Linked DNA regions of Homo sapiens: regions 2, 3 and 4 are each linked to region 1. A link is a loop called in an ENCODE intact Hi-C map of the cell type or tissue named here. Cell type or tissue: Calu3. All regions are shown on one strand. Each heading gives the region's core, and the rest is flanking DNA. Links, peaks and the distances in the headings are about the cores only.

Region 1 (8,363 bases), core at 2,160-7,159:
GAGAAACCAGCCAAAGAAAAAAATGCTCAGCACATACATTTAAATAAAAGTATTTGTTCTAATTGCTTTTATGTATAGTCAGAGACAAATCATTTAAAATGACAAAAATGTTTTTTTTGGAAAGCTCAGCAGGCATTCAGGGCCCCGGAGAGTCATCGTTATGAAGGGAAAATACTAACAGGGTGGACTTCAATTTTCAATAAGAAAATTGGAGGCTTTATTTGTGTGAGTCCAATTAGTGCAGCTAGTTAAATTTTTCAAATTGCAGAATTATAAGACAGTTTTAGAAAAGAAATGTTTTATGTAATTCTAACAACTATGCATATCCCCTTGTGGTTGGAAATAATCCTTTTTGTGAATGATTCTTCTCAGAAGAGAGGCATTCACTTTATGTACACGACATCTTGTCTTTGGTCTTTTTTTTTTTTTTAATGAGCCTCACAAAAAGACCCCCTAGAAATGATCAGGAGATGCCAACTTATTCTCCACATAAACATTCTGATTTCTAAGAGTTAACAGCCACCGCCTTTGTGTTTACCTGAGGCTATACTCATTGCCAAACTTCCCTGACAAGCTTTTTGCCCTTACTTATTGTTGTGCTGATATCCGGTGTCAGAGCGTTGTAGATTGTGCTGGAAACACTATGTAATTACATGGGCTTTCTGATCTCAAAGTTACCTCACCTATTTCATCACTATACTTTTCTAACAAGGGAACGGAAACCCAAGATATAAGACATCAGTGGGAAATTGGCACCATGGATATTGGAGAGCCAGTGGCACTATATTAAACTTCAAAATGAAAGAAGGAGCCTGATGGCAAATTCACTTGCTTCCACTTTTGAAGGTCAACGAGTCACATCCCGAAAACTAGAGTGATTCTTCAAGTGATCTGTAAATACTTCACGTGTTTAGAAATGAGTGTTGTAACCTAATCATTTTGGTGATTATAAATTCTCAGACACCTGCTGTCTGTCTTCCCCCTCACACCTGAGGACCTGCACAATGTAGAGAGACTACAATAGATATATGGCTAAAGTAGACAACGTGCTACTTCTGCATTTTCGTATTAGTAAACATTTTAACACATTTTTTCATATATGCAAATTAAAATTATTTAAATAAAATGCGGTTTCAAATACAAATCTATCTTTTTATTTGAAAACAATATTTGCCCTTACAAAGTCCAATAAGTTGTTTTCAACCAATTCGTGTTTTATTGATAGAAGAGTCAAGTGTTAAAAGAAAAAAAGTGAGAATGGCATTAAAAATTTAAAACAATCTATTTTTGTTATATCAAATAAAATTGTTGAGGCTCTTTGATGTCTGCATTTTTGAAATTTCTAAAATCAATGTCTTTTGCACTTTGCCATGCAAAGACTCATTAGAAAAATTAGAGAAAAAATAAAAACACGAAGAATTATTGAAGTGTGCAAGTCATATGATTTTAGTCTTTTAAGCAGGTATTGAAGGTGCTTTAAAAATGTTGGATGATTAGTAAATAATACTAATAATAGATTTTTTTTTCCCTTTAGGTAAAAATCCTTTTGGAAGCCCAGGCGTGGTGACTCACGCCTGTAATCCTAGCACTTTGTGAGGCCGAGGCGGGTGGATCACCTGAGGTTAGGAGTTCGAGATGGTGAAACCTCATCTCTATTAAAAATATAAAAATTAGCCGGGCATGGTGGCGGGTGTTTGTAATCCCAGTTACTCGGGAGGCTAAGGCAGGAGAATTGCTTGAATCCAGAAGGCAGAGGTTGCAGTGAGCTGAGATTGCGCTGTTGCACTCCAGCCTGTGTGACAAGAGCAAAACTCCATCTCAAAAAAAAAAAAAAAATCCTTTAGAAATTAATAGCTTTGTTAGAGCTTTGTTTTCTCAGATTAATAAAAATAATTTTCATTTCATTAAAGATACAGAATTTATTACCACTGTGGTTTCAGCTCCATCAAAGGTAGCTTACGTTGGCCAACTCTTTGGTCATCAATTTTGGTGCACTAGATTCAAGTTAATAGTAAAGAAGGAATTCTATTTTTTTTTTAATTTAAAAGACAGGGTTTCACTCTCACCCAGGCAACACAGTGGTGCAATAATAGCTCACTGTAACCTTTAACTCATAAGGTTGAGCTTAAAGGAACCTCTGGCCTCAGCCTCGCAAGTAGCTAGGACTATAGGCATGCACCACTGCAGCCAGCTAATTTTTTTTTTCTTTTTTTTTTTTTTGAGACAAGGTCTGGCTCTGTCACCCAGGCTGGAGTGCAGTGGTACAATCCTGGCTCACTGCAGCCTCGACCTCCTGGGCTCAAGCCTCCCACCTTAGCCCCCCGAGGAGCTGGGACTAAAAGTGTGTGCCACCACACCTGGCTAATATTTTTTTTGGTAGAGATGAGGTTTCGCCATGTTGCCTAGTCTGGTTTTGTACTCCTGGGCTCCAGTGATCCTCCCACCTTGGCCTCCCAAACTGTTGGGATTACAGGAACAAGCCACTGCACCTGGTCAAAAATTTTTGATGTTTTGTAGAGATGAGGTCTTGCTATGTTGCCCAGGCTGCTCTCAAACTCCGAGCTTCAAGTGATGCTCCTGCCCAAAGTGCTGAGGTTACAGGAGTAAGCCACCACGCCCAGTCTGATTCTAATTGTTAAGAGGTTTTAATAGACTGATTTGACCCCCTTAAAGTTATCTTCCAATAATAATGTTAATAATTTGTATTTTCAAAATATTCATTTTAAAATAGGTTTCCTTTTAAAATGTGAACATTTCTGTTTGCCTGAGTTTCTATTTTGAGGAATCAGGTTTGACCTGAAAGCTTGAGCACTGGCCAGTCTTTGGAAGATGATTTATGATCAATTGACCTAATCAGTCAAAGCAGAGAGATGAGTCAAGGCTGAGGGTTCAACTTGTACAAGAGCCAAAACCTTCACATAGAGAAAAGCTCTTGACATCCATGGTTGACAGGTGCACTCTTAACACCAGCACTCTAATCTGTGCTACTGGCCATTGACAAACAAAAGTGAAGCCTTTTTAGACCCCCACCAGAAAACGTGGAAACCAGCCCATCTGTCCTGAAATGTTTTTGTATCACTATGGCCATTTTGAAAGCACAGAACGGCATACTCTTATATTTATAATTCTAGATCTGCATCTGCTGAAGCTATGAGCTCCAGAATGAACAACCTTTAGACAGAACTGTAACCCTCAATGAGTGCAGATGGTTTTCTTTTCCGCTGCACACAAAACAACATTTTGGCTGCACAGGTTAATCAAGAAATGAAATGAGGAGCAGCAATAGCAACAACAACAGCAACTACAAAGATGTATGAGGCAAAGGAAGAAGTATAGTGAGAAGGACAAGAAAGTTTACATCAGGGGTCTGCAAGCTATTGCACTTAGGCCGACTGCCTGTTTTTATAAATACGTTTTCTTTAAAAACTGTAGTTAAATATACATAACTTAAAATTTATCATTTTAACCATTTTTAAGTGTGTAGTTCAGTGGCATTAAGTACATTCATAGGGGTATGCAACCATTACCACTACTCACCTCCAGAACTTTTTGTTGTTGTTGAGATGGTGTCTCACTCTGTCGCCCAGGCTGCAGTGCAGTGGTGCAATCTCGGCTCGCCGCAACCTCTGCCTCCTGGGTTCAAACGATTCTCCAGCTTCAACTTCCTGAGCAGCTGGGATTATGGGCGTCTGCCACCATGCCTGAATAATTTTTGTATTTTTAGTAGAGACGAGGTTTCACCATGTTGGCCAGGCTGGTCTCGTAACTCCTTACCTCAGGTGATCCACCCGCCTTGGTATCCCAAAGTATTGAGATTACAGGCGTGAGCCTCCATGCCTGGCCTCAGAACTTTTTCATTATCCCAGTCAGAAACTCTGGGCCCATTAAACACTCACTCCCCATTTCCCTCTCTTTCCAGCCTCTGGCAACCACCATTCTACTTTCCATCTCTGTGAATTTGCCAAATCTAGATACCTCATATAAATGGAATGATACGATATTTGTCCTTTTGTGTCTAGCTTATTCCACTTAGCATAATGTTTTAAGATTCATCCATGTTGTAGCCTGTGTAAATAAAGTTTTATTGGAACACAGCCAGGCCCATTTGTTTACATAATGTCCATGGCGACTTTCACATTACGGTGGCAGGGTTGAGTAGTTATGATAGAGTTGTGATGACTGACAAGACCAGAGATATTTACTCACTGACCCTTTACAGAAAAAAAACTAAGTCCTTGGTTTAGATTAAAGAACCATAAAGTACCTCCTTGTTTTTTAAAAACTCCTTTATAGTGTTACTTGCCTATGGCAATTTTGGCTTATTTCTCAGCCTGATAAATAGGATTAATGAACTGTTTATCACACTGTTGTCATTAGTAAAGAGCCTCAAATGTCAAGATTTAAAATTCTTTCCGCAGGTCTGGTTACAGTGAAAGAGGGCTCATTTTCACATTTCACTGATACACATTTTACATAATGAGGACTGATCAGTGAGAGCTGATTAGTGAATCTTGGTGCAGAAAGTTCTAAAGCATGATGGACAGTTGCAGAATCTAAAAATGTCTCTTTTTCTTTGCCTTTGTCCTCTGTAATTGTGAATTTGTATGAAACAGCATAATGTGTATGCAATATTTGTAATGATAAAAAGTGTGCATTTTTGCTTGAAAGTCTAAAATATCATCTTCTACCTGAACTATTAGGTATAGTTTCTTATTTTATTGCATTGTATTAAAATTTTTTTAGGACTCTCCTAATTAGCACTACTAAATTATTTGTGGACAAGTACAAAGAAGTCTGAGAAGAACATTTTTTTTCTCTGTATTCAAAGCAACTGGGAAGGAAATGTATGTTGTAGTTGCAAAATACAGATGAAATGGCAGATAATGCTATTTCCCATGAGGTCAGGTTTCAATGATTCATCCTCTGTTAACAAAACGTAATGTGCTTGGGCAAACATTCCAGATAAGACAGCACCTGGTTTTATCATACATGATAAAAATGAAAAGGTCTGAGGGACACTTTATGGAAACCATCGAGGTAATAATAACAAAACTGTAATAGCAAACATTTCTGTGGTGTTGACTTTGTGCCAGGCACTGTTCCAAGAATTTTGCGTATATTAACTCATTTGATCCTTATGGCAAGTTTATGAAATAGGAACTTTTATTATCTCTCTTTACAAAAGAGGTATTTGAGGTATAGAAATGAATAGCTCTATTTTCACTGTTAGGTTGGGAGTGGGGGATGGATGTTGACCAACTGCGGCAATTATTGTGTTTCAGTGGTCACTTTCTCTATTCAGACACCCAGAAGACACAGTTCATCTAGCGAGGAGCACTCTGACTTCAGTGAGGGGTTGGTGCCCTTCTCTCATCCTCAGGCTCCCTATTCCTGTGTCAGTGCCTCAACGGTTGTCTCCATTCACTTTAAAATGTGTCTTCATGACAAAGACTCTGATTCCTACCTTTGCCTCAACTTTTGCCATTTTTTCTTCTCTTCCACCCACTTGCATGTACTTCAATGTAGTCCTATCAAACAACTTGGAATTCTTGAAATGTCTTTCCTGCATGAGTTCAAATCCACCTTTTCCTAGTTATGCTGTGCAACCTTGAACAAATTACTCAACTTTTTTTTTACTTTTAAAAACTGTGATAAAATACACATAACAAAAAACAAGATTGTACATCCATCACCACTATCTAGTTCCAGAATATTTTCACCACTGCAAAAGGAAACCCTGTACCTATTAAGCAACCACTTTCTATTCCTTGTCCCTCCAGTTCCTGGCAACCAATAATCTGGATTTTTGTTGTTGTTGTTGTTGTTTTTCTGGATACAGGGTCTTGCTCTGTTGCCCAGGCTGGAGTGCAGTGGTGCAATCACGGCTGACTGCAGACTTGAACTCCTAGACCCAAGGAATCCTCCTACCTCAGCTGGGATTACAGGTGCATGTCACCACACCTGGCTAATTTTCTTTAAAAAATTTCATTTGTGGGGATGGGGTCTTGCTATGTTGACCAGGCTGGTTTTGAACTCCTGGCCTTAAGCCTCCCAAAGTGCTGGAATTATAAGCATAAGCCATTGTGTCTGGCCCAGTATGTTTTCTGTCTTTATAGATTTCACAGCTTTGAATATTTCATATATATGGCATCATACCATATGTGGTCTTTTGTGTCTGGTTTCTTTCACTTAGTATAATTTCTTTTTCACTACAAAACGGCAACCACAGAGCATAATGTTTTTAAGATTCATCCATGTCATAGCATGTATCAGTACTTAGTTCTTTTTCACAACTGAATAAAATTCCACTGTATGGACATACCACATTTTGATCATCCATTCATCAGCTGATAGGCATTTGAGTTGTTTCCAGCTTTTGGCTGTTATGGATAGTGTTGCTATTAATATTCCATGCAAGTTTTTGTTTGAACACTTGTTTTCAGTTCTTTTGGGTATATACTCAAGATGAGAATTACTGAGTCATATGGTAATTCTATGTTTAACTTATTGAGTAACCGCCAAACTATTTCTCACAGTGGCTGCAGCATTTAACACTCCCAGCAAAAATGTACAAGTGTTCCAATTTCTCCACATCTTTGCCAACACTTGCTATATTCTATTTTTTAAAATTATAACCATCTGAGTGGATGTAAAGTGGTAGCTCATTATGGTTCCTCAATATTTTTAAGCCTTTGAATCTACATTTGCAATGATGATGCAAATAGCACTTAATTCATACAATTGTATGAGGAATAAATGCAATCATATATGTTGGGGGCTTGGGCTAGTGCTCTGTAAATGTAAGGTCTCTTATTATTCTTTTTTACCATTGCTGCTGGGCCTATGTTATCTCTCCTGGAAAAGACAGTACTCTGGGGTCAGATGTTTGGGCTCGAAATCTGATTCTACATTTGCCAGCTGCATGGCCTCAAGCAAGTTATTTAATTTCTGTGTGCGGCAGTATCCTTGTCTATAATGTGTTCTAGCAGTACCTATATTGCCTGGTTGTTTTGAAGACTATGAGTTACTGTATGTAAAGAACAGTACCTGGCTCATAGGAGACACTTTAAGTGTTAACTATTATTACTTCCTCCTTCTATTTCCCAGGATAATTCCTGCTCAATCTCCAGATTGCAGCTTTGATCTCTTTCCTGAGGAAGCTTCCTTTGTCAAACCCCCTAACCTCTATACCCAGCCCCCTGCAAGGTTAAGTTGGCTGTCCCTCCTATTTACTTACTGAGTCACTTAGATTGCTGTCTGTCTCTTGTCTTTTTGCACCTTTGTTTGCTCACTATCTAGCAAACTACCTGGCCTATAGTACTCTCAATTATTATTAGTTAAATAAATAAATGGGGCCAGGTGCTGTGGCTCACGCCTGTAATCCCAGCACTTTGGGAGGCCGAGGCGTGCGGATCACGAGGTCAGGAGATCGAGACCATCCTGGCTAACACGGTGAAACCCGTTTCTACTAACGATGCAAAAAAATTAGCTGGGTGTGGTGGCGGGCACCTGTAGTCCGAGCTACCCGGGAGGCTGAAGCAGGAGAATGCCATGAACCCAGTAGGTGGAGCTTGCAGTGAGCCAAGATCACGGCACTGCACTCCAGCCTGGGCAACAGAGTGAGACTCCATCTCAAAATAAATAAATAAATAAATAAATACATGTTAATCAATGATATATATGGTGGTGGATTCATTCATTCATTACCATACTGTACTCAAGGTATAATGTTGGGATAAAATGTGCATTGAGTGTGGCTAGATATAATATGCTTTAAATATTGACTGCAGGGTCTCTTTGTGTAGAAAAAGTCAGAAAATAATTGTTAACAAACAGAACTCTTGATGAAGATTATCTACATCCAGGAAATAAACCCATAAGATACTTATTTTAAAAGGGCCCTTGAGATACTACATATCTAAAACTTCTGAGGTTAGAAAAACTGCAAAGATAATTTCTATATTATAATCATTATCCATGGTTAAGTAACAAAGAATGACAGAAGAGGAGAGAAAAGGGTTTTTTTGGTTGTTGAAATAATGATTTTTGAGCTGTATACATATTATTTTGATTAGGTGGGTAGGGGTATATATTACATGGCATAAAGTATGGAAACTTTTACACTGACTTTTATTAGAGAATGGGACAGATAGTGCAAATAACAGTTATTAAGGATAGCACATTAAAAACAATTTTAAAGTAAATATAAAACAAAATTCAGCTATTGGCCGGGCGCAGTGCCTCACATCTATAATCCCAACACTTTCAGAGGCCAAGGTGGACTAACAGCTTGAGCCCAGGAGTTCAAGACCAGCCTGGGCAACATGGCAAAATACCATCTCTACTGAAAATACGAAAAATTG
Region 2 (8,363 bases), core at 2,271-7,270, 61 kb after region 1:
AAATAAAAAACCAAAACCAAAAACAAAAAATAGTTCATTATATTCATGTAACTCGGATAAGCATATCCTAGACTAACATAACTCTTGGTCTCATGTCTCAGTCTTAAAACTCTCAATAATGAGTAACCATATCTTGATCCCTCATCTCCAGTTCCAGAAATGTTCTCCACATTTCATGACAAATCTGTTTCATTAATGAAATGATTTTCCAAGCAGAGAAGATTAAGAAATTAATATGGAGATAATAGAATAGAGTGTGACACTTAGGTATTAAAGTCAAAAGGATCGACGTTGTTATAATTTGAAAATGTTTTAAAAGTCTTATGCATTTTCAGCAGAAAGGTGTAAGAAAATGTTATTAAGCATACAAATAGTACCCAAATGTTTGAGACAACTTAAAATTTTTATTTGTAAATTTAGCTTATTTATAAGAGGAAGATTTGCTTAAGTTTGTAACTTTGCCTTATCAGATATTTGCAGTACTTAAAAAGAAAGTGTTCTGGTGAAACCTCACCTCTACCAAAAATGCAAAAATTAGCTGGGCACAGTGGCGTGCACCTGTAGTCCCAGCTACTCTAGAGGCTAAAGCAGGAGAAGTGCTTGAGCCTGGGAAGCGGAGGTTGCAGTGAGCTGAGCTTGAGCCATTGTACTCCAGCCTGGGTAACAGAGCCAGACCCTGTCTCAAAAATAATGAAATAAAATAAATAAAAAATAAGAAAAAAGAAAATGTTCAGACTAAATATAGTTAAAAATCTTTAGCTAATTTAATTAACAAAGCTTATAAATGGATCGATTATGTAATGGGATTTTGCTCTATTCAACTTGAGTTAATCAAACATTGACCAACGATCAAGTGAAAGTAAGTTTACACAATTTTTTACATATAATTTTTATATTTGATCACATATATAACTAGTGAGACTAAGACTTTTAGAAGAATAGGATTTAGCCAAGGTGGTTATGTGACCAAATTAGAGTTTCTTTTTTTCAATGGCAGTGACCAGACAGTGCAACCTTGGAACATTGTCACCATGTTTTTAACTTTCGGAAGAGAGAGGCAAGGATCAGGAGAGTTAACAGCCTGTGCTCTGGAGATAGATTGCATAGAGCCAGTTTAATGACATTGAGCAAGTCCACTGATTTCTCTACACTTCAGTGTCTATATCTATAAAATGAAAGCAATAATGATCCCTGCTTCATGAGATTATTGTGATGATCTAATGGACCAAGGCTCTCAAAGTATTTAGTAAAATGTCTGCGTATAGTAAGCACTAGCTGAAGTTTACTTGTTATTAGTAAAGAAAATAGGCCAGGCATGATGCTCACACCTATAATCCTAGCTAATGCCAGCCCCAGCAGCACTTTGGGAGGCTGAGGCAGGAGGATGGCTTAAGGCTAGGAGTTCGAGACTGGCTTGGACAACATAGCAAAACCCATCTCTACCAAAAAAAAAAAAAAGTGCTCTTTCATGTGTCTTATGGAAATTTCATATTAACCATAGCTCTGAATTCCGAAAGGTATAAAAAGGAATACATCAGAATCTTAAGGGAGTAAACTAAAGTACTAACCCAACAATAGAATGTTTGTTTTCCAGAGGAGGTTAAGGCAGGGGTCAGATGTTCAAGATGTCTTTCAATTTAGATATTGCATGTACTGTGATGTAACATCCTGTCTGCTATCTTCTTCATATCCTTAAATTTGAGACAGCAGATTACATGAATCCTAATCCTTACTGTCCTACTTTCTAGCTATGTGACATTTATGGGTTAAATTGCGTCCCCTCAAAAAGATATATTCAAGTCCTAACCCCCATTTTTTTAGAATGTGACCTTATTTGGGGATATGGTAGTTGTAGATATAATTAGGTAAGATGAAGCCATACTGGAGTAGGTTGGGGTTTTAATCCAATATGATTGGTATCCTTACAAGAAGATGATCATGAAAAGACACAGAGACACATAAGCAGAAAACCATGAGAAGACATTAGGTTGGAACAAGGAGGAGTGGAGTGATGCATATACAGCCAGGGAACATCTGGGGTTACCAGGAACTAGGAAGAGGCAAAGAAGGATTCCCCTACAGCAGAGGTCCCCAACCCCCAGGCCACAGACCAGAGCATGAACCCCATTGTGAACAATGCATGTGAGGAATCTAGGTTGCACACTCCTTATGAAAATCTAATGCCTGATGATCTGTTACTGTTTCCCATCAACTGCAGATGGGACCATCTAGTTGCAGGAAAGCAAGCTAAGGAATCCCATTGATTCTACATTATGGTGAGTTGTATAATTATTATATATTACACTGTAATAATAATAGAAATAAAGTGTACAATAAATGTAATGAACTTGAATCATCCTGAAACCATCCCTCCACCATCTGGTCCATGGAAAAATTGGATCCACAAAATGACTTGCTGGTGCCAAGAAGGTTGGAAACCACTCCCCTACAAGTTTCAGAGAAGTATGGCACTACTGACACCTTGATTTTGGATTTCCAGCACCCAGAACTTTGAGACAATAAGTTTCTGTTGTCTTAAGCACCCAGTTTGTGGAACTGGGTGCTTAAAAGGAAAACTAATACTAGGAAATGAATACAGTGACCTTGATCAATTAGTTCACTGTGCCTCAGTTTTCTCATGTTTAAAATGGGAATAATAAGTCTGCCTATGTCATAAGGTTGAATGATTATATGAAGTAACCAATGTAAGCAGTGAATATATTCGTTATTTTTCCAGAACTGGATGTTTAATGATTGTCGGCTTACAAAAACACTGACATGAAGGTCAGACTATATTTCTGAGTATCAGCCTAGTACCAACAGCTCTTAGAAGCATTTGTTATCACCTGAGGGATTCGTCTTGCTTGCTGCACAGACAAAACCAATTCACTGAGACTGGTGTTGGAGTAAAGAAAGAGTTTAAATAATGCAGTGCTGGCCAAATGGAATGATTGGAGTTATTACTCAAATCAGTTGCTCTTTGAACTCAGGTGTTAGGAGTTTTATGGGTAATTTTGGTGGATGGGGGCTAGGGAACAGGTGCTACTGATTGGCTGGGAGTGAAATTATGGGGGTGTGGAAAGTGGTCCTTGAGTGTTGAGTCAGCATCTGGGTGAGGGGCCACAGGGCCATTTGAGTCATAAGTCACAGGTCTAGGTAGGGTCAGTTTCCAGAATGCAACAGTCTGAAAAAAAATCTGAAAAGCTCAATCTTAGTTTCTGCAATAGTGATGCTGCTAACTATGGGAGCAATTGGGGAAGTCAGAAAAGTTGTGATCTCTAGACACGACTCCTGAGCAGTAAGGGATTATAGAAACAATGCCTATATCTTTGAAGAATTCAGGCTCCTCCTGTAATCCTAATCTCTGTCCTTTCATTAGTTGTACAGAGGTGGTCTCTAAACAAGGAGGGGAGCAGTTTTAGTGAGGGACTATTATCCTTGCTTTAAAAATTAAACTAAATTCCTCCCATGGTTAGTTCAGCCTATGCTCAGGAATGAGTGAAGACAGCCAGCTTGTGAGGCTAGAGAAACATGGAGTCAGCCATGCTAGACTTCTCTTGCTGTCACAATGTTTGCAAAGGTGGTGTCACTGTCAAAACAACATTGAAAATAATAGAGTAGAATCCTGTGATTATGTGAATCAGGATATTTTGTAATTGGTTATTGACTTTCATTTTCTGTCCAGCTTGCATTCTCAAATCAGGGTGGATAAAGCAGGAAACTCAATTTTGGGAAATGGCAGAAAAAAGGAAAGACTTGTAGATACAGTATTTTTCTTCCTCAGTCTCCCCAATCACACATGTGAATTGAGAACCAGCCAATGAGGAGATTCTTGGAACTGCTGCTTGAGTCCTGGAAGTCCCAGGGAGCCATGGAAGCCAGAATTTTCCTGTTGATATTTAGGTCAGATCAGACCACTAGGTTAGTGGCACCAGTATAAGTGGCACCAAATGACAGCTGGGGCCAGTACGGTGTTGATTCATACAGCTGGACCCCAACAACTAAGGATTTGCTATGTGGGCAGTTCTGCCTGGTTATTCTCTTGGAATAAGGTACCTCTGGATTTTATACAATTTGAACTTTTGGACTCCTCTTGTCATTTAATGTTTAGCAAAAATCCACCAGTTTATTAAAAACCTTGAATATTTTCAGTGTGTTAATCATTTTATCAAATGAGTGTTTGGAAATACCTTGTGTGAGTCATTTAGTTGATACCTTTGTATTTCAAAACAGAAACCAATTATGCAGCTTAGTGATATGAATACCAGTATGTGTGCAGTTCTTTTCTTTAAATATCAATAGATATGCATATTGCACTCAAAATTAGAAAGATTGACATGGGACTTTTTTTTTCCCCAAGGAAAATGAAATGCAAATAAATGGTCCATTAGCACACAGATTAGTGCTTCTGATTCATGCAGCGTTTCCACCTGCTTAGATATTGTGCTCTCTGAGATGAATCATCCAGTTATTTGATAGATTTCCTTTCCCTCCCCAAACTTTCCTGGCTGTTTGGACATAACAAGATCTAGGCTTAAAGGGAAACGTTTGACTTGGAACTTAATTCTTAAGGAGCAAATTAGCTAGATTATATGTTGCTAAAATAAGACAAATTAAGAGTGACTTGGATCTCCACCCAAGTGGCAGAATTAGAGGAAGGATAAATAAGTGATCAGCTACTCTAATTTCTGGAAGCAGGAACCATAAATGATTAGATGGAGACAATCTAATCAGTGAGGAGGTCTCTGTACCTCTCCCTAATGCTCTCAGATCCCTTTTATTTTCCAGAGTCATACAGATTAAAGGCACTTAGCACAAACTCAGGAGTTCTAATTTTAGCCATGTGATTGGTATTAGAATCCTGAAGACTGAGAATCTATTCTCACATGGTTGACAAATTGAAAGGATCAGCAAAATAAATCACTAGCAACTGAAAACATGTGTGCGTAAGTGAGGGCCTGGAATCTCATTGATCGCATTCCTCATAGAAGGCTCCATTTGTTGAACTTCACATTCTTGCATTCTACTAACACATAAAGTGGTGTGCAAATGACATTTCACAGTAATACCGAGGGCTTGATCCTTTCCTTTGATATCCTTTGAGCAAAAGGACATTCTCTAAGATTCACTGAGACACAAGTGGGCGAGGGCAAGACTAACCCCTGGCAGGGCTGCTGCTTCTAGCCTGCCAAACGATAAGTCAGAATGTTTAGAAAGGCATTTGAAAAGAAACATTGAGGATCATTTTGTAGTTTGATGCAGTACTTGACTTTTTACTTATCCCTACATTGTGGTGATTAGTTGTTGTACTAGCAGAGCAAGACAATGGTACATTCTTTAAACTAGAAGTTCACATACACATGCATATTTCCAATAGCACATGTGATTCTTCTTAAAACCCAGAGTCTAAATATGTTCCAATTGACATTATGGTCTTTACACAAAGGGAACATCTGGTTATCTATATACAGTGTGGGAGGCACCTTCACTCAGATATGTATTAAAATTTTTAATTTTTTAATTCAATAGCTTTAGGAATACGGGTGATTTTTGGTTGCATGGATAAACTATATAGTGGTGAAGTCTGGGATTTTAGTGCACCCATCACCTGAATAGTACACATTGTACCCAATGAGTAGTTTTTCTTCCCTCATCCTCCTCCCACCCCTCCCCATTTTGGGTCTCTGATGTCCATTATATCATACTATAGGTGTTTGCATAGCCATATTAGCTCAGATATTTAAAAATTTCATGATTTGGAAAAGCAATGTGAAGCTTGAACATTATGAAATTGCTAATATCAATTGTATTTGACCTAAAAAATGGTAATACACATGGTTCAAACAAATATGGTTCCAAAGTTGGGAGTGGAGAGAGAGATTCATTTGCTGTTTTTTCTTTTTCATTCTGAGAACATATAAGCAAAGTGAATGAAATGTTCAGTTTGGTTCAGGAACACATTTTTGATTCTAAACATGAAGTTGTTCAATCTCCCTACCTTAATTAAAACTATTTAATAAACTTTATTCTGTTTTAGATGTATTTCTAATTCCTACCTAAATAAACCAGAAACCTAATTTATGCTACTTGCTGTGGCATGATCACTGCTCACTGCAACCTCTGCCTCCCAAGCTCAAGCCACCCTCCCATTTCAGCCTCCTGAGTAGCTGGGACTACAGGCATGCACCTCCATGCCTGGCTAACATTTAAAAGTTTTTGTAGAGATGGGGTTTCGTCATGGTGCCCAGGTTGGTCTCCAGCTGCTGAGGTCAAGCGATCTGCCTGCCTTGGCCTCTGGAAGTGCTGGGATTACAGGCATGAGCCACCATATGTGGCCTGCCTTTTTAATCTTAGGTCATCTTTCTCTTTGGTTTTAGAGGCTCTGAATACACTCAAGGAAGGTGAACCAATATGTTTGAAAAGAAATATTCTGCTTACATCTACATACTGAAGTAACCTATTTAAATTGATCACAGATTAAAGGGGAAGAAAAGCCAGATTATTTGTGCTTTTCTCTCTGTGGTCCTTCTGCCATTACAGAATGTAGGAATGTGTACCTTTCTCATCTCTTTGAACACAGCAAATGCCCAGTGGGTTAGCCACAAAAAAAGAGGCAGGCTTTCCTTAGTGTCATTTTGCTAAAGGAATTGCAGAAATCTTCTGGGAGGTGACATGCTTTGGGGTTAACACCCACATTAATAATAAAAGATGGCATCTGCTATTTAAAGGACTCCTGTTAAGGATACATTTCTGGATTAAAAATTAAATTCCATCTAATCTTTCAGTTAGCTCCATTCCCCCCAGAGACTGTCTCCAGTAAAAAAGCATTTGATTTACTAAAGCTGTATAGCATTTTCTTGCTGACAGCTAAAATTAGGACTTTCTGGGCAGAGTGAGGGGAAGCCAGCAGGAGAGAAAAAAAAGGAGATGAAATTTCAGTTGCCCTTTGGGAACTTGTTCAAGTTTGTTGTAGTCTAACAGACTTTTTTATTTTTACTTTGTCTTTCTTCTTAAGTCAACTGGAATCAGAATTTGTGGTTTTTTTAGTATTATTGTTTTGAAGCAAACTAATTTCCACGTGTCTCTTTGTGACAAATAGAGAATATATTTATGGGAATATTCGCTTTGGAATTTTCAATTGGAGCACTGGGAAAAAACCTGAAAGTTTAACTGGGTTGATGGTTTTGCTTTCCGTATAATTTCAAAAAAAAAGTATTCATTTTTTATTTTGGCCTTCTTTATGGGCTTTTCTTTTCAGTTTGTACCTGTTGAGGGTATTTTACAGCATGGAATGGTTGTAAGTATGATTTAGCCATATGAAGGACAGTAGATATTCGCTATAGTAGTAATTGGATTTTTCTACTTACACAATAATATTAATTCAATGATTTTAAAGCACACTCTAGCTAGTTTTGTTTACAAGTACTAGTGTCTATTTTAATGATGACAGAAAACAATGGAGAAGTTAGACATCTTCCCTAGGGTTTCAAGTACAATCATTGATTGTTACAGAAATGCAATTTGAAAGGCAAATGATTCTAAAAGGCTGTATGCTCTCAAATATACTCAGAAAATAATAGGATTCAAAGGCTTTTAAATGTTGTATGGTAAAAGTCCAGATGGAGTCAGCATTTCAATTTCTTCTACAATATCCTGGTCTAGTGTTTGTCTTACTGTTACTGATACATTTGCTTTCGGGGCAGCCTACTCCATATAGTGAACCAAAACACAAAAGACAAAAGCATTGCAATCACGTACACAAATAACTGCACAAGTGATGGGAAGCCAGTTTTCCGATACATAATCTGCATAGACAGCTGGAGGAGGAGTTTCACACTGGAGGTAGGTTCACTGGATGATGATGATTATTTTTTGTAAAGTACACAGAACATAAAATTGACATTTTAACCATTTTTAAGTGTATAGTTCAGTGGTGTTAAGTACATTCACGTTGTTGTGCAACCCTCACCACCATCCAACTCCAGAACTTTTCATTATTCCAAACTGAAACTCAGTACCCATTGAAGAGTAACTCTCCATTCTCTCACCCCTAGCCCCTGGCAAGTACCATTCCACTTTCTGTCTCTGAATTTGACTACTGTAGGTACCTCATATAAGTGGGATCATACAGTATTTGTCTTTTTGTGATTGGCTTATTTTGTGTAGCATAATGTCTTCAAGATTCATTTATATTGCAGTATATGTCAGAATTGTATTCGTTTTTCAGACTAAATAATATTCCATTGTATGTATATACCACATTTTGTTTACCCATTCATCTGTTGATGAACAGTTAGGTTGCTTCCATGTTTTAGCTCTTGTGAATAAAGCTGACTGGGTGCGGTGGCTCATGCCTATAAAAC
Region 3 (8,363 bases), core at 1,884-6,883, 100 kb after region 1:
TATAAATTACTTGGTCTATGGTATTCTCTTTTGGCAGCAGAAAATGGACTAAGACATACATATTTCTGGAGCTCTTTCCTAGAAATCTGATTCAATAGGTCTGGCTTAAGGTTTCAGGAATTGATGTTGAGGCTTTCTCAATGATTCTGATACATGCTTTGCACTAGTGGAAGGGCACTTGGAAATTTAAGGTCCAGGTTTGGCAGGGAGGGAGGAAATGAGGGTCTGGAATTAGCTACATACATGGACAAGTTCTTCCAAATAACTTGCCTAAAAATCTGAAGGAGGTTGCAATACTGGCATCTACCTTCTAACTACTACATTCTCGGTATATTCTACAACTGATACCTTTACAGCAAGTTTATATTTGATAACACATCTGTGTACATGTAAGGGTGGGTACCTGTCTTTAGCAAGCTGGATCTTTGGAAACAAAAAACAAATAAACATGGAGGAATTTCCTAAGCATTCAAAGATGACCCAAAATAATTTCCACTGTTGCTATTTTCAATTATTGCTACTCATTGTAGGATGATCAACCACACTGGTTTTCCTGAGACTGTCCCAGTTTTAGCACACAAAAAATGCCATGACCCAGGATGTCCCACTATTTGTAGGCAAGCCACTCAAGTTTTTCTGTGCAGACCCAGTACTGGTAGTTCTAGCTCCCCAGTTAACTGCTTTTTAGTTTATAGCAGTTCACTTTAGGTATTGAGGCCTGTAAATTAGATAAACTACACTACTAACGTGTTCTCTCCCTGAGAATAGGAGATTGCACCAATGGCCACAAATCATTCCCCGCTGTCTATCCACACCCTTTTGAAATGTGATTTGCAGCAATTTCTATCAATAAATAGACTCTACTTCCCATACTAATTCTGGGCTTTGCCAGAGAATTTGCTTTGGCCAATGGGACAATAGCAAAGGTAACTCAAGAAGAGGCTTTTGGGCATCTTTCTGCTATTATGTGAATTATGGGCAGCCATGCCAACCCACAGAATCATGACAAATAATAACTGTTTGAAGTTTTTGTTTGTTTGAGACAGAGTCTCACTCTGTCACCCAGGCTGAAGTGCAGTGATATAATCATGGCTCACTGCAGCCTTGAACTCCTGGGCTCAAGTGATCCTCCTGCCTCGGCCTCCCAAAGCACTAGGATTGCAGGCATGAGCCACTGCACCTGGCCCTGTTCGTAGTTTTAAGCCACTAAGTTTTGAGATGACTTGTTATAAAATGAAAAGTAACTGATTGATTCATTGAAGTCTTTGACAACTACTCAGGTGCCAAAGGAACTGGATTTTTCTGTCTGGGTCTGAATTTCTTAATTCATAGAATGGTATGATTTGTATATTATAGAATGATATATAAATAAAATCCATATAAAGCTGAAGCACCCTCTAATGCAATTTAAATAAGGAGTCACATTCAAAGATATAATGGTAAAGCAAACAAATAAGCAAACAAATAAATAGATAAAATTAAAATCAACTAAAATATTTTATGAAATTTATGGAGAAAATGTCAAAGGGGAATTACATTAGTGTGCACTATAAAACTTTTTCAAATCCTCTAGCCTGTTTTTGTCTCTTAATGTCTCCCATATATGCCACCTGCCCTGACATCTCTCTTCTTTATTCTAAGATCTCCATAATTTTTTTCACCCTATGCCCATGCCCATAACTGTTTGAATTTATTTATTTCCCCGCTTCTTTCTAGAGTAACTCCCTGCCTTTTCTAATATAAATTATCAAGCAGGCAAGTACACCCCTATACTTTTCAACTTGCCCATTTCCCTGAAACGAGTATCAGTTGGCATCAGAAACACAGTTGGAAAGATAGAATAATACTTTTAGAAGTGTGTGTGGGGAAGTGAGGGGTGGAACTATGAGCTATGAGAAGTCTGTGAATAGTCACATAAATATATAAAGACACCAGTAAAAATATGCTTCAGTTTAAACAAAGTGGCTGAGATGTTATGGCAAATTGGTTTTAAAACTTTCCGAAAAAAATAGTAATATAGAACTAAGGCCAGGTGTGGTGGCTCATACTTGTAATCCCAGCACTTTGGGAGGCTGAGGCAGGCAGATCAATTGAGGCCAGGAGTTTGAGACCAGCTTGGGAAACACATGGTGAAACTCCATCTCTACAAAATACAGAAATTAGCCAGGAATGGTGGTATGTGCCTGTAGTCCCAGCTGTTTGGGAGGCTGAGGAGGGAGGATAGCTTGTACCCAGGAAGTTGAGGCTGCAGTTTGTGGAGTTTGTGCCTCTGTACTCCAGCTTGGGTGACAGAGTGAGACCCCTGTCTCAGAAAACAAAAAACAAAAAACAAAAACAACTAAAATTCCAGGTGATCTCAGCTAAATATAGGAATTACTGGTAGTTGTAGAATGGGGTGGGAGAGTAGGTTATGACATAAGTCTTGATATCGATAGAGAAACACATTTACATTGTTTTGTTTAAAATCTAAGGAAAAATACTAGAGTAGCAGATGAATAAATATAACTTCTTAGCTAACAGAATGGGAAAAATCTAAGATAATTCAATTAATCCAGTTAGAGACAGAAAATACTTCAACTGGAATAACTTTAAGCTCATCAATCAATTTTTTTTTTTTTTTTGAGACAAAGTCTCACTCTGTCACCCAGACTGGAGTGCATTGGCATGATCTCCTCTCACTGCAACCTCTGCCTCCCCGGTTCAAGCAATTATCCTGCCTCAGCCTCCTGAGTAGCTGGGACTACAGGCGTGTGCCACCACACCCGGCTAATTTTTGTATTTTTAGTAGAGATGGGGTTTCACCATGTTGGCCAGGCTGGTCTTGAACTCTAGACCTCAGGTGATCCACCCGCCTCGGCCTCCCAAGGTGCTGGGATTACAGGCGTGAGCCACCATGCCCAGCTGGTCATCAATCAATTTGGGATGAATTATCTTCATATTATTTGGGCTTTTATGGAGACAAATTTTTTAAATCTTCAGAGAAATACTTTGTAATTTATTTATTATGATTTATGCACATTTTTTTAGCATTTATTCCAGGTGTGTTTTTACACATTGCTATGATTATAAGCATAATTAATCTTAGCTTTTGTATTTTTAACATTTTTATACTTATTTAAAATAGTGGTTGACTGTGCAGATTCATCTATCACTTTTAGTGAAATTCTTAATGATTATGAGAGATTTTTATGGGCTTTCTAAGTATATAATTTTGTTCATGAAAAATAATGATAATTCCCCTCCTTCCAATGTTTATTCCTCTTATTTCTAATCTTATTTTGAGAACTAGCCAGAATATTCTGAAAACTGTTATTTAATATTTATGATGGGACAATCTTTTCTTTATCTTTTTGAATTTTAATGGAAACGCCTTTGGTGTTTCACCATCAGACATGATGTTGGCTCTTGGCTAAAGAGAGATATACTTATTAAGAAATTAGCCCTTTTTGGCCAAAATTTTAAAGAATTTTAAAATATTAGTCAACATTGAGTGTAGAATTTTAAGCTACTCTTTAAAGCAACCAAAATAGGTTTGAAATATATTTTAATATAACTTGAATGTGTCCAATTAAATTAAAACCCTTTTATAAGTAGTACACAGTTTAATTTTCTATAACACGTAGAAAATTTATAATAAACTGCAATGTGCAGGTACTACAGGAAGTTTTCGCTCCACTCTTTTATTTAAGCTTAAGTAATAACTCAAATTCATGCTTTTTAATATTATGCTTATTCGATTAGTTTTGAATTTCTGTCACAATTTTTTTCCCTGTATGTTACAATACATCACAGTTGATTAATGCAGAAAGCTCTGACAGATATTTTAGTGGGTTGATTTGTACCTCTTAATGTTTGAAATTTATATATTTGGTTGACAGCCTGGCTAAGGCAATAAAATACTGAGAAGTAAAAATACAAGCTCATTCTTAGTTAACATATGTTTTCTGTATCAGCATCATAAAATTCCACATTTGCAAATTTTGTTCATATGCTGAAGTTTTATTGGAAGTAAGAAACTGTTGTCATATGGATTTCTCTGAGTTAAAAAGTGAAACTCTAAAGACCTAGTTTTCTGCACAGCAGTATACAAATTCGGCTAAACAGTTTTCTTACAATTATGTAAAAATAACAAACTAGGCTTAGAGGGAAACAGACTGAAAGGAAATGTACCAAAATGTGTTTCCTTTCTCTCATGTCTCAGCCTAGGGGTACTATCCTCCCGGCAGTCTCTGTTGACGCTCTAACTGGATTGGGCGCCCCTCCTATGTGCTTCTGGCCCCTTCTTCCTCTGTCACACTGTGGTAGTGGTGCATGGCAGGCCATCTCCCCCAGGTACTGTCAGTTCTAGGAGTGAAGGGACTGCTTTGTGCATGTCCTCATCATCTGTCTATTGCTCAGTTAACATCTGCATGGGGAATAGATTCATGAATGAATGAATGTGTGGATGTTTGGGTGTTACACTATGGACATTCACAAAACATTAATAGCTCAAAATTTGTGTTTCTATTTTCCAAATTCCCTTTAACATACACATTTTACAATGTTTGGTTTTCACGTGAACGACAACGTCAAAGGCAAGCATCAGAATAGCAGAATATGTTGAAAAGAGACTTGTTTTTTTCTTTCTGAGATGCAATTTTTATCCCAGTACCACCAGCCATGAGGGTGGTATATTGAGTATTTCCTGCTTTCTGCTCTGGTGGGACCACACTGCCTGGCCCTCTTGTGGTGGGGTAGGATAAGGCCATGTTACTTGTTCTTACAAGAGAGATGTAGGAGGTAATAATAGCACATGTCACTTCCAGGTCAAAGTATTGCTGGTGTGAGCCCCTCCAGAGTTTACTTCCCCTTAGCCACAGTGACCAGAATATTCCAGATATTGCTGTCAGCCAGGTCTCAGCGTGAGAACCACATGAATGAGAGTTCCCTGTCAAATGGAGATGGATGTGTTCTGTGAGCGAGCAGTTAACCTTTGTAATGTAAAGTCACTGAGATCTGGGGAGTGCCTGTTACTGAATGATAAGTTAGCTTTTCCCAATTGGTACTGTGTGGCAAACTTTTCTTCCTTATGCCTTATTCAGAGATAGTCGCTGAGTTCTACAAACTAGTAAACTAAGCACAGAAAAATTAACTCTCTCTCTAAAGATGGAATACAGTATAAATGCTGAAAGATTAAAAAAGGAAGTACTTCTGCTTTGCAACCCCAGTACCAAGTTGGAATGCCTTGTAGGCTTATGTCCTGAGGCTTTCATTTTTCTTTCCCTCCGAGCCAGTTAGACCAACGATGTTACCTAATTGGTTAGTAATTAGATGCAGTTCTTGACTGTGACATTTGGGGTCTTTTGAACATTTTCTATTTAAGTCCAGTGGTTGCAATATCGGGAAAAAAAAAAAAAAAACAGAATGTGGCCAATCATATTACCTCAGGGTTTGTTTTTTTTTTTTAGCCCTAAATGTCAGTAGCTAGATTGATACATATCACTTTCTGAAGTACAGGCTGTAAAACTAGGAGTTATAAATGTCAGTTTTGATGTGTGTTTTAGTGGCTTCAAACATCCCCAGTGGAGGAAACAAGCAGGCTGTTACTATGGAAGTTCCTTGTATTACACAGGGACCTACCAGGACTGGCAGTAATTGGTAACACTTGGAAAATCTATGGGGAAAGCAGTTCCCAGATCACTGAAAAAATCCTGGGCTTAAAATCAGAAGATCTGGGTCTGAGGATCAGCTATTTCATTCTGTGTGTTACGCTACTTTATGAGCATCTTTGAGAGCTTGGGGAAATCTCTTTACCTACACCTCAGCTGCCTCATCTGTTAAATACCAGGCAAAAGGCGTTCTCATGAAAAGTGCATGAGATGATGTGGAAACTCAGAACTACCTAGACTCAACGGAATTAACTTCACTCCTAAGGTTGGGTCCATGGATCATGTACCTGACCAGGAATGATAGCAGATGTAGATGCTACAGACAGACCTCTTGGCTAAATCACGACTAGACAATCCCAAAGGGTAAATATCAAACAGGGGCCATTTTTCATTTTTGGTGTTGGTTCAGGGATCTCTCTCAAAAATAAATGGTGGCCAGACATAATGGCTGACGCCTGTAATCTCAGCATTTTGGGAGGCCAAGGTGGGAGGATTGCTTGAGCCTAGGAGTTTGAGACCAGCTTGGGCAACATAGAGAAACCTCATCTCCATGTCAAAAAAAAAAAAAAAAAAATTAGGTAGGCATGATGGCATACACCTGTAGTCTCAGCTATCTGGGAGGCTGAGGTAGGAGCATCACCTGAGCCCAGGGAGGTTGAGGCTGCAGTGAGCCATGATCTTGCCACTGCACTCCAGCCTGGGGGACAGAGTAAGACCTTGTATCAAAATAAAATAAAATAAAAGGAAAGGAAACTGTCCATCACATAAGTGGCTTACACATCGGTATATGTGGCCATGCCTCAGCCCATGTGCTCTAGTGATTTCTGCCACTCTGGGCAATAAGGGCAAATTTGCATCCACGCCTTTGGTCTTTGAGGGGGAATGGCTCACAGTCTTCCTGGTTTGGGAACCTGCAGATAATAAGGAGGCCTGCCCACCGCAGAAGCATTTGCACAGTGTGAATGCCTGGAAGCATGGTGCTAATGTTTTAGCCAATTCCTCTGGCTCTTCCTCACCATCCCATGCTTGGAGTCTCATCAGTCAGCTCTCATCTCAAATTCTGACATTCACTAAGTTGGGCCAACTAAGAGGGGTGCTTAAATTTGGAGCAGAAATCATTTTGAGGAATAAATTTGGAATTAGCATCTTGGTACTGGCTCCAATTAAACAGTCCCTGAGCACAAGTGATGGAGCATGAGTCCAGAGTATGTTTTTCAAATCTTCATAATTTAGTATTTATAGGTATTCCTAGACATTTTGTAGGAAAAAGAAGACTGACCAGCAAGGGATTATAGTTTGCTTTGCCCTCTGTTAGACTTCCTTCTCTCAGGGCTTTATTTTATTGGGTTGCAAAAAATCTGTCCCAATAAATATTTGTTTGATCTTTTAAATTTGCTTTCCAAAAATTTCCATTCAAATATAGCCAAGAAAAAGATTCATTTAGGGTTTTCTTCATATGTGTGTATCAAGATAAAGATAATATAACCTGGAATCCTCAAAGTTCTTAGACACAGAAGTCTAGCATTAAAATTTGAGTTTGTCTTTTTTTTTTTTTTTTTTTTTTTGAGACTGATTCTCGCTCTGTTGCCCAGGCTGGAGTGCAGTGGCACAATCTCAGCTCACTGCAGCCTCTGCTTCCCTGGTTCAAGCGATTCTTCTGCCTCAGCCTCCCAAGTAGCTAGGATTATAGGCCCCCACCACCACACCCAGCTAATTGTTGTATTTTTGGTAGAGACAGGGTTTCACCATGTTGGCTAGGCTGGTCTTAAACTCCTGACCTCAAGTGATCCACCCACCTTGGCCTCCCAAAGGAGTTTGTCTTTTATAGCAATGTAGGATCTGCTATTTTCTCTCCCTTTGACCTTGAGGTCCTCATTCAAGCAAGGGGGCATTTCTCTCTGACATTTATTAAGAATTTACTATTTGCCAGGTACATGCGTATCTATGCTATTTGAGACTACCAAATAGCTCTGTGAGGTAGATATTTTATCCTCATTTTACTGATAAGAAAAATGTGGCTTGGGTGGACTAAGTCATGCCTAAGGTCACTTGGTTGATACATAGCACAGTTTAGGTTTGGATTCTGGGCATGTCACTCCTGAGTTAGTTGCTGTGTCTCAGTGGCAGTGATAAGATAGGTTCAGGAGTCCTGAAAAGTGGATCTGGGTAAATTTTAGGAAAACATGGAGAGGGAGAAGGGAGTTCTAAAAAGATAATGGGATCAGCAAAGTTGAGATAGTTTGAGGTATATTTACATGTGAGAGGACACAAGCAACTAGTTTGGATACCGGAGTTGTTCTTTCTGGAAATTGCTCTTTCCAGAAACATGGAACTACGCACCAATGAAGAAGGTTGGTAAGTCCATACAGCAGAATCTAACATAGCCCTTAAAAAGCCAAGAGATTAACATGTGGGGTCTGTGTGTTGGCCACTAGTTAATCTCTTTTCTCTTCTAAAAAAATGGGGGAAATAATAGTACCTACTTCATAGGGATGTTGTGGAAATTAATGGAACAACTCATGCAAAATGCATAGAAAGGTGCCTAGCACATGGTAAGCACTCAGTAGATGTGAGCTGTTATTATCTACACATACTGACATGAAAAGATGTCCATGATATCTTTTATATCCATGTGAATAGAGGAGGCTGTGAAACAGCAGAAAGAGTGTGATTCCACTTTTGTAAGTATGTATATGTGTATAGGAAATATCTGGA
Region 4 (8,363 bases), core at 2,303-7,302, 140 kb before region 1:
CCTGTAATCCCAGCACTCTGGGAGGCCGAGGTGGGCAGATCACCTGAGGTCAGGAGTTTGAAACCAGCCTGGCCAACATGGCGAAACCCTGTCTCTACTAAAAATACAAAAATTAGCCAGGCATGGTGGCAGGCGCCTGTTAATCCCAGCTACTCAGGAGGCTAAGACAGGAGAATCGCTTGAACCTGGGAGGCGGCGGTTGCAGTAAGCTGAGATCGTGCCATTGCACTCCAGCCTGGGCAAGAGAGCGAGACTCCATCTCAAAAAAAAAAAAAAAAAGACCCTTTCCTGTAAGACCCTTGCATAAACAATAATATAGTTTTTTTCTTTAGTCACTTACTTCACTGAAAATTATTCTGCCTTTTCAAAAATAAAAGTTTTGCTTCATAATATATCTATTATATATTAGGCTAATTTTTAGGGAAAATTCAGTTATTGATGTAACATAAAAACATTACTGTGTTATAATTCCTAATTACCTTCTTACATAGCACTAGAAATAAAATGGGACTGGCCAATTTTTAGTAGAGGAAAACAAGAATTACAATGTAGTTAAAAGAGAATTTTCTGCTGGCCTTGGAAAAAAGTGTAATTCTTTCTTTGGCTACCACATCAAAGCATAAAGAATTCTGCACATTGTCAACATAACTCATATTTACAAAATATGAAACTACAGAACAATTTACACTCTATGCAAATATTTCCAAATATAAACATTTTAAATGAAATTTTGTGGTTCAACCTAGGGTTAGGAATATAATCAATCCTAACTTTAGAACATTGCATGTTAAGATGCCTCATTTTATTTTTCTGAAGCTATGATGAGTTTTGTTTTAACCATTTTTTTCCCAGCATTTTCCTAAGGTGTCAACCTAAAATTTAACCTAAGATTTAACTCTATGTTCCTCTTGTGTCTCCAAATGGAGAAAGTAATTGGACTTCACTGATTGTCTGCATACACACTACTATAATGTAGTGGTAATAAAGATCTGAGATGCATCTCAGATTACTGTTTTGGAACTTACCTAATTCAACTGTTGAAGAATTTCTAACATTTAGAAAAGACGGCCAAACTATTTTCGGTTGATTTTCCAAAAATCAAGCTAAGGAAATACAGTATTATCCCTATCATCAGTTAACTATCTGTTTTCTGTGCTATAGAGAAAAAGAATACACGTAAATTATTACTGACTGAATTTATAACAAAGTACTTTCAAAGAAAATAAGTCCAATTAAGGTCCAGCCTGCAAACTACTAAGGTCTTTTTAAACATGTTAACACATGATATTAAGAGATGGGAAGATTCTGTATAAAGGTTATGTGATATATTTCCAAACAACTACAACTTATAGTATGGAGGAAATACTTTTCTGTTTCCAGTACATCAGTCTGCTTTTTGTATTTTTTAAAATTCAACACTTCACGTGTTGACCCCAAACCCTGGAATACTTAAAGAAGCCAAGAATGAAAACATAATTTCCTACTCTGTAATCCACTTGACCAGCCCATTTCCAGATTTTCAAAGGTGTGTAAACAAGTGCAGCACTAGAGGTCTCTGTTATAAATAACTTTTCAGAATTCTTCCATGTTGGTTGAAACATTGGGAGTTGCTGGATTCGAATCTTGAGAAATGGCTGCAACTGTGACAATTCTTGGGGAGCCAAGCACCTCTGTAACAGATGAGTCCAGTTCTCCCGAGGTAACAATGGCAAGAGCTGTCCCACCACCTTTTTTATTCTGGTGCGTTTTGACATGTTTGGAGAGATGATCACTCCGCATAAACCTTTTAGAACATTCCGGGCATTCAAATCTCTTTTCACCTACATAGAAAAACAGTAAATGGCGTTATACACATTTTGCTTAAGTGAAATTATAATTTTTAATAATCTCCCTTCTGGTCACATTATATGACTTTTTGTACAGTTTCACTAGTTGCAAAATGCTTTGTTTTATTTAAAAACGTTATCAAATACACAATGCAAAGAGAAAGACCATGTGATTGAGACGAAAAGACCTGAAGTTTAAGTCCTGCTTCTGCTATGAACTGGAAATAAAAGCTGGAGCAAGTAAATAGCCACTGGAACTCTCAGTTTTCCCATCTACAAAGCAAGAGGGTTTTTAGCAGACAATTTAAAATATCTCTATCAGATGTAACAAATATATATAATGTTCAAGGCTCATGTCCACTCTTCTTCAAAACTGCTAACCTGGGTTTTAGTTTTAATCTTGGAGGCATGAAATATCTTGGAACTATTTCAAATAAACTAAGTTAATAATTTAATAGCATACTGAGTTCTTTACAAGGCAAAAATGGGAGGCAGGCACATGCTACATTCAGAATTTAATAAAGTTTTTAGGTTTCATAAGATAACAGTTTCTGTTGTCCAAAGCAATTCTTAAATATGTTTTCTTCAAAATATAAGATAGTTTTACTGGACCGACTTCTTTGTTTTGGAATAAAAGCTAGTTTAATGTTAACTAAAAACAAAAAGGCCTTTTTGTTTTTGTGTATAATAAATGAGGCATATCAAAATTTGGTTAACTGGTTTATCCTGATGTGCACAATGAATAACTGTTAGCCGTAGATCTTCCCTCTAAAATTGTTACTTAAGGGACTGAAATGTTGTTTTCCCAGTCTGATAAAACTTGGGTAATAAGTGATAGGGTTTGGCTCTGTGTCCTCATCCAAATCTCATCTTGAATTGTGCTCCCATAATTCCCACATGTTGTGGGAGGGACCCAGTGGGAGATAACTGAATAATGGGGGTGGGTTCCCCATACTGTTCTTGAGAATAAGCCTCACAAGATACGATAGTTTTATCAGGGATTTCTGCTTTTGTGTCTTCCTTATTCTCTCTTTGCCTGCCACCATCCACACGAGATGTGATTTGCTCCTCTTTGCCCTCCACCATGATTGTGAGGCCTCCCCAGCCATGTGGAACTGTAAGTCCAATTAAACCTCTTTCTTTTGTAAATTGCCCAGTCTAGGTATGTCTTTATCAGCAGCATGAAAACAGACTAATATAATGAGAAAATTCAATTTGGATAATTTCTTTTCTTGGCCCTGCTTTTGACTTACCAATAAAAAAAATCTATAGGCTCAAGTTGGTCCACGTCAGATATTCTCTCTTTTTCTTTACATTCTCTTTTTCTTTACGTGTGTGCTTTTACTTTTGAGTAAACTTTGAAAAAACCATTAGTCTTCCTTATTATTGTTACAAACAAATATTAAAACTTACAGGAGCACTGCACTCAATACAATATTGTATTAAACATCCATCTGAAGTAACACAAAGAAGATGCACCTCCATGTCATACCACACACCAAGATACATGCTACAAAGATTTAAAACCAAGTATTAAAAAAAAAGGAAAATATTTCTATAACCTAGAGTTTGAAGGTACTTTAAAAAGTACAACAGGTTATTTAGAAACTATAAAAGAGAGAATAGACAAATCTGACTACACAAAAATAAAATACTTTGTATGACTTAAGATTCCATAAAGTTAAAGGAGAGAAAAAAAAGGTCAACAGAAGCATAAAAACAGTGTGATAAAATTTAACACATTTTGATAAGAGCTCTTGGCAAACCAGGAATAAAAATTTATTTCTTTTACCTGCTATACCCCTACATATAATTAATGGAGAAACTTCTGAACTATTACTTTATACATCAGGAACAAGATAAGAATGCTATTATATATATCATTACTATTTTCAACATAATATGAAACATTCTGACGAAGCCAACATATAAGACAGTAAAATGAACTGAGGTACAATCACTGGAAGAAAAAAATTGAAATAGATTATTATTTACAGTTATTACTATTTACATAAATAATCTGAGAAAATAAACAATTAGAATAAATTTGTCGTGGCCAGATTCACAATCAATCGATAATAAGCAACACCATCCATTAATTATATAAATCAACATGTAATGCAAATGTTGAGGCTACAGTGAGCCACTGCACTCTAGCCTGGATGACAGAGCACGGCCTTGTCTCAAAAAAAAAAAAAAAAAAAAAAAGTGTGTAGACAAGGCCCTGACCCCAGGTCAAACACAAACTCTATGCCAAGCCACAGTTGGCAAGCCTGGTCTTGGTATCTTATTCCAGGGTCTAGCTAGGTTCTGACAGGAGGAACCTGGGATTTCTCTGTACAAAGGTGGAGGCAGTGGCCTACTTAAAAAAACAAACAAACTGTATTTAGGCTGGGCGCGGTGGCTCACACCTGTAATCCCAGCACTTTAGGAGGCTGAGGTGGGTGGACCCTGAGGTCAGGAGTTTGAGACCAGCCTGGCCAACATGGTGAAACCCTGTCTCTACTAAAAATACAAAAAAAGTAGCTGGGCGTGGTGATGCACGCCTGTAATCCCAGCTACTTGGGAGGCTGAGGCAGGAGAATCGCTTGAACCAGGCGGGGTGGAGGTTGCAGTGAGATTTGGATGCTAGGAAATAAATTACCTGCTGTAACTGCCCCGGGTGTGCCTGCCTACCAGACACTCCATCTTGCAAGACCACCATTAAAAGTCTCGCTTCCATTGTTTGTGTCTCCAAGTCCATTCTTTGGGTTTGGACAGGTGAATCTGTGTTTCTCACAAACCTGGGGGCCTGTCTGGGATCTCTGTGCCTGCATGGAGTGGGACTCCAGCCGAGAGGGCAGAGGTGTCCCACCCGATTTGGGTGGCCCACTCTGTCCGGGCATCCTGGCTCCCCACAGAAGCCACAGACAAACCTGAGACTGTTATTCAGGAGGCAGCAGAGGCGACACAGGGAGAAAAGCAGGCACTGCAGCAACCAGGCAACCTCGTGCAGAAGCCAAGGGAGGAAAATTGGACTGTAAGTACTGTCTTGGTGGTTGGGCATTTTCAGAGGTTGAGTGTGTGTGACTGAGATGTACCCTAGATATGAAGCAAGTGCAGAGTCCCAATCCATGGTTCCGTTCTCCCGTGAGGAGAATGGACAAAGAATGGCCAGAGAATGGATGAAGTGATTCCATGGGTGTGCAAGAAACCTCCAGTAGGGGGTGCTGAGAACACAGGGAAAAGCTCAGACACAGACTGACCAAAAATGGGAAACAGAAATTCTAGGCCTAGGGGACAAGGGAAAGAGGGAGCCAAAGAGACTCCCTCTGACATTTACCAGCATAGTCCTATGGCCTAAGTTTGGCTCAGATAAAAATTAGGTGTGCCAAGCTTTAATTCTCTATGTGAATAATAAAACCCCAACCTCACAAGAGACAGGTTATGCTCTCTGCTGGATCAAGGAATTAGCCCCATATTCCCACTTAAAGAAGAAGAAAAAGAGCCTAGTAAAAATCCCTCACCCAGGGAAAAGCCCTGGGACCCTATCATCCATGCCCCTCCATACATCTCACAAAATAGGGGACAGGAAAATCAAGGGGCAGCAGGAGGGTTAGAGGAGGAAAGACCTGGACACCATGGCGGAGCCAAACCAACTGCTCCTCTAAATCCTTATCCAAATTTAAGAAAAGAACACTGTAAGAGGGATATTGAGAACTTCCCTATTCCTTCCACACAGCAGGCACCTAGCATGTTCCCTCTTAGGGGAGTTCCCATGGGACAGGGAGAGACTGGCTTTGTAAATGCTCCTCTTGCAAGTATTGAAATTAGGAATTTCAGGAAAAAAATGAAACCACTCCTAGAAGATCCACTCGGTTTAGCAGACCATCTGGACCAATTCCTAGGATACAGCTCTTACACCTGGGCTGAAATGATGTCCATCAAGAATATCCTATTCATAGGAAGAGAAAGGGGAATGATCAGGAGAGTGGACATGACCATCTGGGAGAGGCAACACCCTCCCAGGCAAGAAGTCTCACCAGCCAAACAAAAATTTCCAAATGTTAATCCTGAATGGGATAATAATGATCCCAGGGACTGCGCCCAAATGTAGGATCTCCAGGAACTAATAATTAAAGGGATCAAGGAGTCCACTCGTAGGACATAGGACACATTCACGATTCAACAAGAAAAAGAGGAAACTCCTTCTGCATTCCTATATAGGCTCAGAGATCAGATGAGAAAATGCTCCGGATTAGATCTAGAGGACCCAGTAGGGCAATGCCTTTTGAAGGTTAACTTTGTAATTAAGAGCTGGCCTGACATTACCAAAAAATTACAAAAGATTGATGGATGGAAAGAGAAACCAACTGAGGATTTACTGAGGCAAACTCAGAGGGTCTTTGTAAGGAGAAAGGAAGAGAAGCAGAAACAAAAAGCAAAAATCATGGTTTCCACTGTGGAAGAGGTAGTCAGAAAAGACTTACATCAAGATCCCCCACTTAGGAGACAAGGGAATTATAGATTTCAACACAAAGAAAGAAGGGAAATGCAGGGAAAAGGTCCTAAGACTATGAGTGGATGTTACAAGTGTGGAAAGACAGGGCATTTGAAGAGAGGATGTCCTAAATGGAAAAAAGAAAAGGTGATACCCCTCATGACTATTGATGAAGACTAGTCGGGGGCAGGAGCACCTTCTGAGTAGATCCCACCAGGAACCCTTAATAAATTTGAAGGTGGGACCTGAGGGAGAAGTGACATTTTTGGTTGATACTGGGGCAGCTCACTCCTCCCTAATTCACCAACCAAGGGCTACAGAACTCTCTAAGGAAAAATTGAAAGTATCAGGGGTAAAAGGGGAGGGATTTCAGGTTCCAATATTTAAGAAAATTTTAATTACATCAGGAGCAAAACAAATTGAGGCGTCACTTGTTCCTGAAGTAGGAACTAACCTCCTGTGTCGAGACCTGATTGTGAGATTGGGTTTAGGATTAGGAATAGAGGAAGGACAAATAAAAGTAATGATGGGCCTCCTGACAGAGGAGGAGGAAAGAAAAATTAAATCCCCTTGTGAGGGTTAGGGAAGGCAACAGAGGGTTAAAAATCACACCCTTACAGATTAACCTAAAACAACCAGAAGTAGTTTGCAGAGAACAATATCCCATTTCCACTGAAGGGAGAAAAGGTCTCCAACTGGTAATAGAGGGATTGATTAACGATGGACAATTAAAACCCTGCATGTTACAATACTCCAATTCTCCCAAAGAGCCTGATGGGTTGTATAGATTGCTACAAGATCTAAGGGCTATAAATCAAACTGTCCAGACCTACCACCCTGTGGTGACTAAACACTACACCCTCTTTAGTAAGATACCCTATGAACGTAAGTGGTTCAATGTGGTGGATCCAAATGATGCATTCTGGGCATGTCCCCTAGACTTTAGGATTAGGGAACCTCTTTGCCTTTGAATGGGAAGATGCTATAACTAGGAGAAAACAACAGTACCCCTGGACTGTGCTGCCACAAGGTTTCACAGAAGCCCCAAACGTATTTGGTCAAATCTTAGAAAAAGTCCTGGAGGAATTTCAACCTTCCAGGGGAACCCAGTTGTTACAATACATAGATAATCTTTTAATTTCTGGGGAGAGGAGGACCGAGGTATCAGAAACCACCACAAGCTTAATTTCCTAGGAGAAAGGGGATTGCGAGTATCTAAGAACAAACTGCAGTTTGCAGAAAAAGAAGTTAAATATTTAGGACACCTGATTAGTGAAGGGATGTGAAGAATAAACCCAGAGAGAATACTGGGAATAGTGGGTCTGCCTTTGCCTAAGACAAAAAGAGAACTCCAAAAATTTTTAGATTTAACTGGCTACTATAGGTTATGGATTGACTCATATGATCAAAAGACAAAGACTCTATATATCAAGTTACTAAAAGAAGAACCCAATCCCTTGCAATTGTCCTCAAAGGAAATTCAGGTGGTAAAAGAGCTAAAGCGGGCCCTCATTACAGCCCCGGTCCTGGTCCTCTCATCTTTAGAGAAACCATTCCATCTGTTGGTAACAGTGGATCACCCTTGGGGTGCTCACTCAAACCTGGGGAGGGAAGAGGGAATCTGTTGCTTTTGCCTCCAAGCTTCTCGATCCTGTCTCTCAGGGGTGGCCCAAATACGTGCAAGCAGTGCTGCCACAGCCCTGCTGGTAGGAGAGTAGAAAGCTAACCTTTGTTGGGGCCCTAATAGTAAGCGCTCCACACCAGGTCAGGAATATATTAAACCAAAAGCCGGGAGATAGTTTGAACACGTTCTTCATAAAATATGAAGCCATATTATTAAGAAAAAAAATTATTTGCTTGTAACAACAAATATTTGCCTAAATGCAGCCAGTTTCCTATGGAAAGGAGAGGAGATCAAAGACATCAGACCAGAACTGCTTAGATATCATAGAATAACAAACCAAAGTAGGACCAAACCTTAGGGAAGCTCCACTACATGATGGGATAAGGCTCTTTGTGGATGAGTTGTGACGAACGAGAGATGGCAATGCTGTCAC

What was found. A loop is a pair of places that touch in the nucleus more often than their neighbours do. Peaks named below come from ENCODE experiments on the same cell type or tissue, not always from the same donor. Only the 100,000 strongest peaks of a DNase experiment are listed, where the experiment ranks them.
Region 2: it touches region 1 in a loop (5-fold over the local background); 5 of 110 quality-filtered maps call a loop at or near these places.
Region 3: it touches region 1 in a loop (3-fold over the local background); 5 of 110 quality-filtered maps call a loop at or near these places.
Region 4: a loop joins it to region 1, with 1.9 times the contacts of the local background. A loop is called at or near these places in 2 of 110 quality-filtered maps.

What each region holds. Positions count from the first base shown.
Region 1 is chr7:21,363,024-21,371,386 of GRCh38, reverse strand. No RefSeq gene overlaps it. Among named protein-coding and RNA genes, the nearest start is that of SP4, 61 kb to the left of the region's middle. RefSeq lists a silencer at 2,789-2,989 and an enhancer at 6,048-6,137. In Calu3, for the core only: no CTCF peak of the experiment used is centred there; a DNase peak (open chromatin) is centred at 5,076.
Region 2 is chr7:21,301,639-21,310,001 of GRCh38, reverse strand. No RefSeq gene overlaps it. Among named protein-coding and RNA genes, the nearest start is that of SP4, 120 kb to the left of the region's middle. In Calu3, for the core only: no CTCF peak of the experiment used is centred there; no DNase peak of the experiment used is centred there.
Region 3 is chr7:21,258,297-21,266,659 of GRCh38, reverse strand. No RefSeq gene overlaps it. Among named protein-coding and RNA genes, the nearest start is that of SP4, 170 kb to the left of the region's middle. RefSeq lists an enhancer at 4,619-5,344. In Calu3, for the core only: a CTCF peak has its summit at 4,728; a DNase peak (open chromatin) is centred at 4,729.
Region 4 is chr7:21,504,479-21,512,841 of GRCh38, reverse strand. It overlaps SP4 (Sp4 transcription factor), which reads right to left. Exons shown (of 6, transcript NM_003112.5): 6 at 1-1,820. The coding sequence ends at 1,573. Among named protein-coding and RNA genes, the nearest start is that of DNAH11, 34 kb to the left of the region's middle. In Calu3, for the core only: a CTCF peak has its summit at 5,042 (motif pointing right); a DNase peak (open chromatin) is centred at 5,031.